Regions from separate parts of the Homo sapiens genome. Here region 1 is linked to region 2. The links are chromatin contacts, found by Hi-C or POLR2A ChIA-PET in ENCODE. All regions are on one chromosome and are shown on one strand. The core of a region is the stretch at or near the end of the contact, and the rest is flanking DNA. Distances in the headings are between cores, read along the strand shown.

The links. A loop is a pair of places that touch in the nucleus more often than their neighbours do. ChIA-PET counts read pairs that join two places held with the same protein, here RNA polymerase II (POLR2A). Pooled maps may share reads with other maps.
Region 1: a loop to region 2 is called in a pooled map, with 3 times the contacts of the local background. The contact joins two enhancer-like sites. A Hi-C loop is called at or near these places in 7 of 50 pooled maps. POLR2A ChIA-PET finds 5 or more read pairs at or near these places in 5 of 52 experiments (OCI-LY7, activated B cell, activated CD4-positive, alpha-beta T cell and 2 more).

The regions. Positions count from the first base shown.
Region 1 is chr1:167,489,427-167,495,935 of GRCh38, reverse strand. The region is part of intron 1 of CD247 (CD247 molecule); the gene reads left to right. Among named protein-coding and RNA genes, the nearest start is that of CD247, 26 kb to the left of the region's middle. Within about 2 kb of position 3,920, at least 4 of the 41 ENCODE cell types and tissues checked have a DNase peak (open chromatin) inside an H3K27ac peak, as active enhancers do.
Region 2 is chr1:167,265,049-167,272,159 of GRCh38, reverse strand. The region is part of intron 1 of POU2F1 (POU class 2 homeobox 1); the gene reads right to left. LOC124900412 (a long non-coding RNA gene) reads right to left here. Exons shown (of 2, transcript XR_007066718.1): 2 at 1-7,111. Among named protein-coding and RNA genes, the nearest start is that of POU2F1, 48 kb to the right of the region's middle. Within about 2 kb of position 4,184, at least 2 of the 41 ENCODE cell types and tissues checked have a DNase peak (open chromatin) inside an H3K27ac peak, as active enhancers do.

The DNA.
Region 1 (6,509 bases), core at 2,671-5,170, 220 kb before region 2:
AAATAACACAGAGAAGGTGCATAGGAAGTGTCAGGCTGGTGGTGTGGGGATACAGTTTTGGGTAGGGTATGCAGGGATGTCCTTGCTAAGATGGTGGCATTCTAGTCAAACCCAGAAGGAAGTGAGCGAGCAAGCCAAGTGGGAACCTGGAGAAGACGGAGGTGGCAGTGCAGACTGGCATGTTCCTGGAACTGCAAAGAGGTGGTATGAGTGAGGGGAAGGCCAGTAGGAGGTGAGGTCAGACGTATTGAGTTCTGGGGGTTTGGGGAGAGAGTGACAGTTGCAAACAAGCTTGAAGGACATTTTGCTCTAAGTGAGATGGAGGTCAAGGACTTGGAGCAGAAAAGATACATGATTATATGTTTTGGCAGGATCATTCTAGCAGCTGGGCAAGGAACATGCTGAGGGGGAATAAGGGCAGAAGTAGGCATTACTTAGTGATGTTTGTTCAAGAAACATCTGTTGCGCTCCTATATGCCAAGCACTGCGTAGGTGATAAGGATTAAACGGGAGCACACTCTTCTTCCCTCTGGTAGGTTACTGTAACAACTACTCCCACCTCTGTCATTTATGAGTATTTACCCAGTCCCAAGCTCTGGGGTGAGCACACCCGTCCATTATTGCATTTATTCCTCTCAGCAAACTGTAAGGTAACAACCTCAGGATATCCTCATTTTACAGTTGAAGAAACTGAGGCTTAGAGAGGTTATGTAACATATCGTAGACCACATAGATACTAGGTAGACAGCCAAGATTTAAACCCAGGACTGTCTCACTCCAAAGCCTGCAATACTAACCACAATGCTGTTGCTGGAAACTTTTTCTTACGCTGGACTTTGAAAGTTCACCTAAGACAGCATGAGAAGTGATGGTATCTTCCAGGCAGCCACCTGGGCCACCAGCCCTCCCCTCCTTGGGATCTGCCTTCCCACTTTGTCTGAATTGAGGGTCCAACACTGCTCCTCGGACACAAGGTCCAGGTGGGGAGAGAACAGAGTCCAGCCCAGCCAAGGCAAGTCACCTGGGCTCTCTGGAACCCGGACTGCTTTGCTGTAGAGTAAAGTCCTGGAATAGGTCTCTAACCCTCTTTCCAGCTCTGAAATCCAAGGCGTATGTGATCTGAGGTAATAATTGTCTTGCCTCTCATGCTTGGTTTTTGATGAGACCTTCACATTCTTTAATAAACATTTATCTGTATCCAGGAATTATAGGAGATACAAAATGCCGAGGAATGCACTACTCATGATCTTTTTTGATCCTTTTAACAATCCAGAGACATGGGCTGTGTAAAGCCACAGTGCAAAATACAATTAGGAAAACACAGCAATAAGACCACTGTAGCTTTGAATGGTGCTGTTCACTAATTATTACCTCCCCACCCATTTTCTCATCTGACCCTCACAGCAGCCCCATGAGGTCGACAGGGTGAGGACATTATCCCCATATCACAGATGGGAAAACTGCAGCCCAGGGAGCTATGCGATTTCTCCCGAGGTCCTCCTCACACTAGTGTAGTGGAGCCGCTATGTTTATTGACCCCAAATCCAAGTCAACCCAACAGTCTCTAGAACGTTCCAATTACCTGGCCAGTCCTCACTTAGATAACATCGGACTCTTTCAGAAAAGATTAAACAAATCCTCTATTTGTTGACAGAGGTTTTGCTGAACTGGCCCTGGGGATCCGAATTGATCATGGCCATCAACACAGGCAGCAAAGACCCTTCAGAAGTGTTTTATTCACTAGCCACCTCCATCCCCCAACCCTCCATCGTCTAAAGTGTCTCCTGACTCAGTTCTGTCCCCCTGCTTGTCCTCTTCTCCTATTAGCTCTGGGTACCCAGTCCAGATCATAGCCCCAAGCTCTGTCATCATTTTGCAGCCTCCAGCCTCCCCCACCCAACTCAGCAGAGCCCTGAGAAGAAAGTCCTGGGTCCCGGAGGCTGCACCTGCAGACACAACAGATTCTGCAATGGTGAGAGCATATAGGGTATTTTGGGTCTCCAGTGGGGTTTTTGCTGATTCTGTGCCTGACCAGGGCACATGCTTCCTGGAATTAATAATTCTAGATAAAGAAGCCTAGCAGATGCCCACCTATGGAAAATGCTTCTTAAACAAGAAGAATCTCAGAATTAGGAGGCCAGCTTCTTGTTCTCAGCACTGCCCCTAACTAGCTGTGGGGCCTCGGACACGTCACTTGATGCCTCTGGTCCTGTTTTCTTCTGTACATTATGGAGGATTTGGACAGAGATGATCAGTAAGGTCCCTTCTAGCCAGACTGTCAAGGTTCAAATCCTAGCTCTGCCACATTCCAGCTGTGTGATCTTGGACAAGTTACTTTATCTTTCCTAAGCCTCAGTATCCCCAACTATAAAATGGGCACAATAGCACCTATCTCATATGGCTGTTGTGAGGACCCAAAGATACAATGAATGTCAGCCCTCAGCACAGGGCCTGGCACAGAGACAGTACTCAGCTAAGTAACTGTTTCTAAGTTGTTTATGATTTGAAGCTAAGGATAGAGATGCTTATTCTGAGAAGCAGAAAGGAACAGATGGAGAAGGAAAAAGGAAGATGGGACAAAAGGAGAAAAACTGGCCAGGTGCGGTGGCTCACACCTGTAATCCTAGCACTTTGGGAGGCCGAGGCTGGCGGATTGCCTGAAGTCAGGAGTTCGAGACCAGCCTGGGTAATATGGTGAAGCCCTGTCTCTACTAAAAATGCAAAACTTAGCTGGGCATAGTGGTGGACACCTGTAATCCCAACTACTCAGGAGGCTGAGGCAGGAGAATAGCTTGAACCCAGGAGGTGGCAGTTGCAGTGAGCCGAGATCGCACCACTGCACTCCAGCCTGGGCGACAGAGTGACACTCCATCTCAAAAAAAAAAAAAAAAAAAAAAAGGAGAAAAATTAGGGAAAATAGGGCAAAATTGGGGGTGGAGAAAGGCAGGAAAAATTTGAGGGCAGCAACTGCAATAACTTCAACAGAAAAGTAGAACAATAAGCATACAGCCCCAAAATACTCAGCCCCTTTCCTGCCTCCCCTTCCTCTCTGCCCCTAGCAGACGCCATGATAGCTCCTGGAATGATGCCTTTTATAACTGTGGGGCATGTTCCTCCAGGCTGACACCTTCTGGGGGGGCCCCTGAACACAGCATGGGCTCAGCCTTCCTCCCACACACCTACCCTGGTAGGCATCCCTTTGAGATGGATCTGAGTGGTTTCCCACCTCCTTCTAGGGGTGAACTGTCAGTTCAAGAAGGAGGTTTAGGGGGATGGGATGTCCCCTACCTGGGGCTAATGGGGGCTTGGGAGGTGGCTTACGAATCGAAGCCGAAGACAGCAGCCTACGTGACCAGAAAGGAAAATTCCCCTCCCTGCTAGTTAAGAAGCTTCACAGAAGCTCACCAGACTGTTGTTTTCTTTCTTTCTTCTTTTTTTCCTTTGTGCACACATAAGCGTCTAAATTTTGCAAACTGTTGCCTACCTTTGTCTCTGAGAGCAGTGGAAAATATTGGACTAACAAAAATAAGCAACAGCCAGTGGGAGAATAATAGAGAGGCAAGGTCTCCTGGTCTAGTTGGCGCCGCAGGGGTTAAGCCTTTCTGTCGGTGAAACAGGCTAACAGCACCCCCTGAGCCTGCTGACCTCTTCCGGCTCTCCTGGTCCTTCACACATGTCAACTGTGAGCACGCTCCAATACTGACAAGACTGTCTTACACCTGAGGCAATTTTCATAGCACAGGCTGCTAATTTTTCCTCCAGGTTTTTTGTTTGTTTGTTTTTTTGCCTGGTAAAATACACATAACATAAAATTTACCCTCTTAGCCATGTTTAAGCGCACAGTTGAGTGATGTCAAGTACATTCATATTGTTGCGCAACCATCACCACCATCCGTCTCTAGAATTCTTTTCATTTTGCGAAACTGAAACTCTGTACCCATGAAACCATAACTCCCCATTCCCGCCTCCTCCCAGCCCCTGACAACCACTATTCTACTTTTTGTCTCTATGATTTTAACTACTTTAAGTAACTCATATAAGTGAAATCATACCATATTTGTCTTTCTGTGTCTGGCTTATTTCACTTAGCCTAATGCCCTCAACTTTCATCCATGTGGTAGCATGTGTCTGAATTTCCTTCCTTTTCAAGGCCAAATAATATTCCACTGTATGCATCTGCCGCATTTTGCTCATCCATCCATCTGTCAATGAGTGCTTGGTTGCGTCCACCTTTTAGTGATTGTGAACAGTGCTGCTATAAACATGGGTGCACAAATATCTCTTAAAGACCCTGCTTTCAATTCTTTTGGGTATAGAACCAGAAGTAGAATTGCTAGACCATATGATAGTTCTATTTTTTTTTTTTTTGAGATGGAGTTTCGCTCTTGTTGCCCAGGCTGGAGTGCAATGGCATGATCTTGGCTCACTGCAACCTCCCTTCCTGGCTTCAAGCAATTCTCTTGCCTCAGCCTCCCGAGTAGCTGGGATTACAGGCATGGGCCACCATGTCCGGCTAATTTTGTATTTTTAGTAGAGACAGGGTTTCTCCATGTTGGTCAGGCTGGTCTCGAACTCCCGACCTCAGGTGATCCACTCGCCTTGGCCTCCCAAAGTGCTGGGATTACAGGCATGAGCCACTGCGCCCGGCCAGTAGTTCTATTTTTAACTTTCTGAGGAACCACCAAACCGTTTTCCACAACAGCTGTACCATTTTACCTTTCCGCCCACAGTGCACGGCATTCCTTCTCCACATCCTCACCAACACTTGTGATTTTCTGTTTTTTAAACAAGTAGCCATTCCAACGAGTAAAGGGTGATATAAATTTTTTAAGAGGCAAGACGTGCCAAAACTAGGATTTCAAAAATTGTAAATATAGAATAAAATAGACTATTTTAAATGTGACAAATTAACAAATTAATTTTAGCCTGCTTATATGAGTTCTTTCAAAGATAATTTCTTTTTATTTATTATTATTATTATTATTTATTATTATTTTGAGACAGAGTCTTGCTCTGTCAACCCAGACTGGAATGTAGTGGTGTGATCTCAGCTCACTGCAATCTCGGCCTCCCATGTTCAAACAGTTCTCCTGCCCATGTTCAAACGATTCTCCTGCTTCAGCGTCCTGAGTAGCTGGAATTATAGGCACCCACCACCCCACCAGGCTAATTTTTGTATTTTTAGTAGAGACGAAGGCTGGTCTCGAATTCCTGACCTCAAGTGATCTGCCCGTCTCAGCCTCCCAAAGGGCTGGGATTACAGGCGTGAGTCACTGTACCCGACCTTCAAAAATAATTTTTTTTTCTTTTTTGAGACGGAGACTCGCTCTTGTTGCCCAGGCTGGAGTGCAGTGGCGCGATCTCGGCTCGCTGCAACCTCCGCCTCGCAGGTTCAAGGGATTCTCCTGCCTCAGCCTCCGGAGTAGCTGGGACTACAGGCGTGCGCCACCAAGCCCAGCTAATTTTTGTATTTTTAGTAGAGATGGGGTTTCACCATGTTGGCCAGGATGGTCTCAAACTCCTGACCTCGTGATCCACCCAACTCGGCCTCCCAAAGTGCTGGGCTTACAGGCGTGAGCCACCGCGCCCGGCCTCAAATATAATTTCTAAAGGAAGAAAGAGATAGAGAGGGGAAGATAGAAAGAATGAGAGAAGAAAAATTAAGAAAGATGAGGTCAGATGACGGGGAAGGTGGAGAAGCTTTGCAGGCAGAGTCTGGAATACTGCTTTTGGAAATGTGAGGCCAGGCCCCGTGCCTTCCAAATGCACCCGATCTTTCCGCCGCCGTAGGTCCCGGATATATGGATTTGCTTGGGGACATTGCTTGCTTTCACAGGGAGGCTGTGTACTAGCAAGGACACAAAGATGAGCGCTCCACAGTTCCCTATTTGGGCCAGAAGGTCAAAAAAAGGGGTGGGGTGGTGGGGGGGCACAGGCAGCTAAACTGGCTCTGCCTCCTGGGGCCAAAAGGCCAGCTTCCTCCCTGGGCCTGGCTGCCCAGAAACCTCGGCGCGGGCACAGGTCAGAGGCCGAACTGGGTGGTATTCAATCTTGGGTTTAATGCATTTTAAAAACTGCTTTTGAAGGCGCAAATGCATCACAGTTCTTTCATTTCAGGGAAACCGCCTGTGAGAAAGGGGGAGGTGGGGAAAACGCTGAGCCCAGGAGGGGGCTGCCCTGGGCTTTTGTCTAACAAAGCCGCAGCTCCTCAGCAGCGGGGCTCTTGCCCTTTGAAAACCAATCGGGCAGGAACCCTTCAGCCTCCTTTCTGAGAGCCAGTCACATCACATTTTACAGATCTCAGAAAAGTGAGCCAAGTCCCTGCGCTATGTCACTCTGGGTTTGCGTCCCATGTCTCTGACACCCTGTTTTTCTGAGCAAACAGCCTCTAGGTGAACAACAGTATTTTGCTTCTCTCATCACTGAATAGGGTCAAACTTCCCATGGAATTCCACTACCAAACCAGATGAATAGAAAGAAAGCTGAGAGACCACTAAATAGGGCATTGC
Region 2 (7,111 bases), core at 2,935-5,434:
TGTTCATTCTAACATACTGCGGACATTCTTTTATTTCTGTGGACAGCAAACCTGTCGTGTAAAAAGTCAGAAAGTAAACATTTTAGTGTTTATGGGACACATGGTCTCTGCCACAACTATTCAACTCTGCTGTTGCAGCATAAAAGCAGCTATAGATATTACAGAGACAATGCATAAACAAATGGGTATGGTTATATCCCAATAAAAGTTTATGAATATTGATGTTTCAATTTCATATAATTATAATGTCATGAAATATTATGCTTTTTATTTTCCCCCACAAAAAAATGTAGAAATCATTCTTAGCTCAAGGGCCATACAAAAACAGAAAACACGAATTTGACCTGAGGACCATTGTTTGCCTATTCCTACATTATTTCCAATGTTTGTGGAAATAAAAATTTATAAATGTCTATAAAAATATTCTCTTTCTTGATGGTTCACTAATTCACCACTTCCAGTTCTAAGCCTTCCACAGAAACTCTCTGAGGTCCTCATTTCATCAGATTCCTTCCCTCCTTACACATCCCTCTCCCCAGGGCACAGCTTGAATGTTTTAAATCAAAATCTACTCATGTCAGAAAATAAGCCACCCATCTCAACTTTTTACACATCCTACTTCCTTGAAATACTGTAAAGCTCCAAATCTTTTCATGCTCAATCTTTGAATAAATATAGAAGTCTGACCAATCTTATTATGCCTTTTCTCTTTCAACCATCATTGAATTTTAATTCTCTACAATGAGACCCCTGTGAAGTCTTGGCAGTTCGGGTGTCTTGTTGAAAAGGCAAGTTTTAGTCACAAATACATTTAATGTTTAAAATCTCTCCATTAATTGTCCAAATGGCTTCTAAGGAAACTCAGGAAAAGAGTTTCAGTTTATTGTTTTAAATGGCTTCTCTCCCACTTTCCCAGTTAGGTGTTCTTTTTAATTTTTATTCTTTTTAAAATTTACTATTTGTCTAATGACTATTATTGTATTAATATTAGGATAATAACCGAAAATGTTTTAAGGACTTGATACCTCTTTAAATCTAAAGCCACAAGGTTCTAAAATGTTAAGTTATTTAAATAATTAAAACAATGCTAGCATAAATTCAACTTTTCACAATATTTGAAATGTGTTAACACTGGCTTGGAAAGGTACAATCACAAACCTGAAAAATGTCAAGAAATAATTCATTTCATAAAGTGACCCTGTATGTGGGGAACTGTATAAATGTGTAGTCTCTGCTGTAGAGCTTTCAGATTAGCATAGAGAAACATTCAGGAGTTAGTGAAAAACCATGTGGAAGGGGCAGAAATGTGCTGGGCAGGAGACGGAGCATTCAACAGAGAATGAAATTTCACTCTCCATCTCTCCCTATCCACAAACAAGTGTTTAAATGCACCCATATTAAAACTGTTCCCAGTAAATTCAGGATAACAGTAACAGCAAAAATGCCACAGTTCAGCAATCTGTGTTTGACTATGGAGTGATTTCTCCTGAAGACAGATGCCACCCCAAGGAACAAAAGCAGAAAAACAATCCAATGTATGACCAGAGGCAGAGGCAAAAGCAAGAAAATATTAGAACTACAAGTCTGACTCTCTGTCTGTCTCTCTCTCTCTGTCTCTTCTCTCTCTCCTCTGAGATTCCTGGCTACATCTTTAGAACATCCTACACAGACAACAGGAATGGTAATTTCCTACATAACACACAGCAAGAAGCTCTTTGCCTTTTATTTTGCTGCCAAGTACATAAACCAAAGGCTTCTTGCAGACTGCTGTACCCAAAAAAACAAAACAAGGAATACTTCCTGAAAAGCAATATTCAGGGTCCATAAAGAGTCAAAACATTTCCTCAAGTAGTTAACAGGCCTTTTTTTTTTAACTTCAGCTATGCTAGTCAGATTTTAATATAAGAAATTCTTAGGACCAAAAATGTTGAATGTGCTATGTATATTTATTTGAAGAACATATGGGGAAAAAAATAGGAATACTAAAAATTTCCTCATGAAATTTTCAAAATAAAATGTTACTACTGTTCCTACAAAGGAATTACTTCTTTAATCCCTTTAATGTTGTTTTTAACACCACTGAATCACCTCTATAATCCTAAAAGGGCAGACCCACAAACTCAGGGAGAGTTCAAGGTGGTCACTAAATGTTAAGTCACAAATTGCCCACCATTAGCTCAACGTCAGAAAAAAAAGAAAACATACGTTGTCCTAAGTTCGACTCTTACTCTTTTTTTTTTTTTTTTGAGACAGAGACTCACACTGTTGTCCAGGTTGGAGTGCAGTGGCGGGATCTCGGCTCACTGCAACCTCTGTCACCCAGGTTCAAGTGCTTCTCCTGTCTCAGCCTCCCAAATAGCTGGGATTTATAGGCATGTGCCACCACACCTGGCTAATTTTTGTATTTTTAGTAGAGACAAGGTTTCGCCATGTTGGCCAGGCTGGTCTCAAACTCCTAATCTCAGGTGATCTGCCCACCACGGCCTCCCAAAGTGCTGGGATTATAGGCGTGAGTCACCGCGCCCAACCCAACTCTTGCTCTTTACCATATTAAAATAACAGAGTTTTAATTTCAAAACAATACTAAAAAAGAAATACTATTCCTTCTCCTCCTTTGTCACTCTCTTTCCATCTCTCAGACATCCTTCAACTCTACCACAAACCACTTATTAACTGTCCGATTTCTTTCAAAGAATATAAATAAATAAAACCTTAGTCCCAATCTCCAGTCATCAGCTATTTATTCTTTGCTGTAAACTAAGGAGGTCTCTATTTCAATAGACTTGCTAACCTGACAATGTTTTTCTCAACGGTTAACAGTAGGCAAATACCTAGAACCATACACTCCTTTGCAAACGTAACTGACATTTGTCAGCATTATTAAAACAACTTTACAATTAGCAGGCTAATTTCAAGTTTGTAGAAAATGAAATTTCAATAATTTCTCACATTTTAAGTTTGGATCTACATAGGTTACTTCTTTTTTTTAATTTCCCACTTAAAGCTTGTTTGTTATTTCTCAGTTCAATCCCAATGAAAAGTAATGCAACACAACAAACCTACAGTAAAGCCATCTCCATGACACCAAAGAGCCAACATCCAATAAGTAGGAGCAGATTAGCAAGAATTTCTGATCATTACATGAACTGCTCTCAGCAATTAAATTTATTCCCACCTGCCTGTCTTGTTACACGGACAAAGGGAGGAAAAACTATAGTGAATGTAAATCAAAGTTATTACTTTAAAAATACAGGATTTTTAAGCTATAGGATTAAAAGACAGAGAATAGAGAACAACAACAGTAAAATCTCTGGATCTTTCCACTTGCCCTGGATTCCTGGGTTGCAGCTTCTCTAACAGCTCATTTTCCCTTCTTGTGAGGTTTTACTACTCGGTGTGCATTGCTCTCCACTTCCACTTCTACCCCTGTAGGTTTTTAAAAGGAGATAAAGCAACTGTATAAGAATGCCTAAAGACATCAAAGACCCAAAGCTTCACTGGTTGTGTGTGGCATAGGAGGAAGAGGAGGAAAACGTGAGGTAATGAGGATCTGCTGTATTTACCTTATGTGCAGGGCATGTGGACAACAATAGAAACCATGTAGGGTGCACTTTTGGTCAAAAAAGAACATGGCAGCCTAATGGGAGGCCTTTGTTCTTCAAAAGGGTCTCCTTTCCCCCTTTTGTGCTCCACTTAATTCATGGCATCTGAGCTGCTCTTGAACTTGACAGACTGAGAGAAAGAAAGGGGGAGTCAGACACACAAACAGAAAGGAAAATGAAAGACTTCAAAGAGAATTAATTTGAAAAAATTAGTTCTACTGCCAGTTTTTTGATGAAGTTTTGGAATTTTAAGGGAGTTGGAAAGTAATGAACTGCTGAAATAAATTTAATTTTCCCAGAAATTGTAATGAATAATAAAGTAGATAAATAAGGTATAAAATATAATTATATCCTAATAATTTGTTAGTAGATTTTTTCCTGCTACATGTATTTCTTGAAATAATAGTAAGAAAATGTCTGATATTCAACAGATTACATGAAAGATAACATTCTACAAGCAGAACCAATATCTAAGTGATTTCCCAGCTGAAGGGAATTTTACTTGAGTCACGCTGAAGAACACCACAAAACCACCAGCGCCACCTGCAGGGTAAACACAGATTAGCAGTTTACCACACTGGTATTTCAAAGCCCAAGATTTTAAAAAAGACACAGTAGGCCGGGCACGGTGGCTCACACCTGTAATCCCAGCACTTTGGGAGGCTCGAGGCAGGCAGATCATGAGGTCAGGAGATCAAGACCATCCTGGCTAACACAGTAAAACCCATCTCTACTAAAAATACCAAAAATTAGCCAGGCCTGGTGGCAGGCACCTGTAGTCCCAGCTACTAGGGAGGCTGAAGCAGGAGAATGGCATGAACCTGGGAGGCGGAGCTTGCAGTGAGTCAAGATCGCACCACTGCACTCCAGCCTGGGCAACAGAGCAACAAACACTCCATCTCAAAAAAAAAAAAAAAAAAAAAAAAAGACACAGTAACTGTGATACTTTCACAATGAAGAATTTTAAAATGTTTTAAAGCAGTAAATAACTTCAGATGAAGAACAATGCCCTAGGAATCTCTGGCCAATTTTAGGTATTTATTAATATAAAAACAGAACTGCAGAAAGATCGGTAGCTATGTACTAATACAAAGGACTGCTTCAAAATCTTAAAAGAGCTAGTTATAAGTAAGATCACTGTCTCACGGTTTTAGTTTTTTTTTCCTGATTGTAAAACATTACAATACAATCAAACAAGTCTGAAATATAGGAAACTATCCTATTCCCATTACATTTAGTATTTATTCCTCCAGGTCTCTCTTCTATGCATGTCTTGCATATATAGTTTGGTATCACATGCCATACCTACTACTTTTGTGGGTTTTTTTTTTCCTTTTTACAGCTTCCTTCCCCCCACCCCATTTAATATATTTGATAGCTCTTTTTATATCAGTACACATTATACCTTCATTTTTTGGTGGTGTATAGTATTTTACTTCAAGGATATACTAATGATTTGTGATCAATAATACTGATCACAATACTAATACTATTAATACAGGTATTGGGTTGTTTCTAATTTTTCCACTTTACAAACAAACCTCCAAGAAACAGCACTTTTCATATCTTTCCTTACTGGTGTAAAAATGTCTGTAAACAAATGGCTAGAGACAGAATTCCTAAGTGAAATAATATGAACATTTTGCGGTGTCTCACGCCGGTAATCCCAGTACTTTGGGAGACCAAGACAGGCAGATCATGAGGTCAGGAGATCAAGACCATCCTGGCCAACACGATATAACCCCATCTCTACTAAAAATACAAACATTAGCTGGGTGTGGTGGCACGTGCCTGTAATCCCAGCTACTTGGGAGGCTGAGGCAGAAGAACCGCTTGAACCCAGCAGGTGGAGATTGCAGTGAGCCAAGATCATGCTACTGCACCCCAGCCTGGCAACAGAGCGAGACTCCATCTCAAAAAAAAAAAAAAAAAAAATTAATAGTATTACCAAATTGTGCCAAAGTACCTTCCCAATATTATGTGACAGTGGCTGTTTCCCTTGATCCCAGACAACAATCTTTTAAATATTTGACATTCTGATACTGATTTTGTTTTAATAATTCTAGAACATCTGCACATACCTCTTCAAATTGAGATTATGACACACTTAATTACCGATGAAAAGATTTTGTAAAAGCACTACTTTTAAACCACCAATTATTATTTTATAGCCATATCTCAATTTCACCTTACAATAGAATTACTACCCAACCTGATTACACCCATCACAATGCATTCAGAAAGCACTGGATATTTCCAAATCCACCTTCGGAAGATAATTTGGTACCATTAAGGAGATTTAAAGGGTATGCTCCAGGTTTCAAAGGCAACTATAAAAAAGGCAGAACCTATGGCATGTGTTCATCTATGTAACAAACCTGCAGGTCCTGCACATGTATCCTGAAACTTAAAATAAATTTAAAAAAATGGCAGAATCATATAAATGCAAACTCTTCCCAAGAGAACTATTGTGAAGGTGGAGCTTTCAACTGGATTTCTGTGCATAAGCATGCAAGTGTGTCAGTTATATTTGTTTAAAAGTGCAACCATTCTAATCACACCTTGTATACACAACAAGTTGTAGAAGTATACAGGTCTGTGGATTTAACAGTGTAGCTGCAGGCTTAGCATTGACATAAATTGAAGCTTGAGTTTTAATACCTAAGGTAGGGTTTCTCAACCTAAGTACTACTGACATTTTGGACCAGATAATTCTTTGCAGAGAGGGGAGGAGACTGACTTTGTGCATTGCAGGATGTTTAGCAGCATAACTGGCCTCTAATCACTAGATGCCATGAGCACCATTCTTCAGGTTGTGACAATCAAAAATGTCTCCAGTCATTGCCAAATGTTGGGGGGTGGGGGAGGGTACGGCAAGAGACTGTCCCTATTTGAGAACCACAACCCTAAGAGTACTCCTCAAATGAGCTATATATATACATTTCACTACTGCATGCACTGTCTCATAAGTTTGATTTTTAAAAATATACAAATATTTTAAATACCTAAAAGAGTTATCAAATCTTCTTTAACCTTCACCACATGCTGCTGCCATTAGTGAATTTGGCAGCCATCTACATTGCTTGGTTTTAGACACAGGCTAAATCAATGACTCTGAATAACCTAATTACTAACTTAAATTACTAGCTAACAATGACATTTCATAATGGTTTAATAGAAGAAACGCTAAACTTGTGAGGCAAAAACTTAAGTTATCTTATCATTGTGAACTGTCCTGTTAATTCTATCTCTAAAATGTATCTTGAATCCCCTGCTTCTCTGCATCTTCCACAATCTTTGTCTCAGCCACCATCTCTCATCTAGACTCAGACCCTTTAAACTGTTCTCTCAGCTGCTACTCTAGACTCCACCAAGCTACTCATTCAACTAATACTTACTGAATGCCTGTTATATACAGCATTACACATCCTGAGAATAGATCAGTACAGGACTCTCTTACAAAATTCTTTATCCAGTGAAATTTACATTCTAGTATGAAAGTCAGAGAA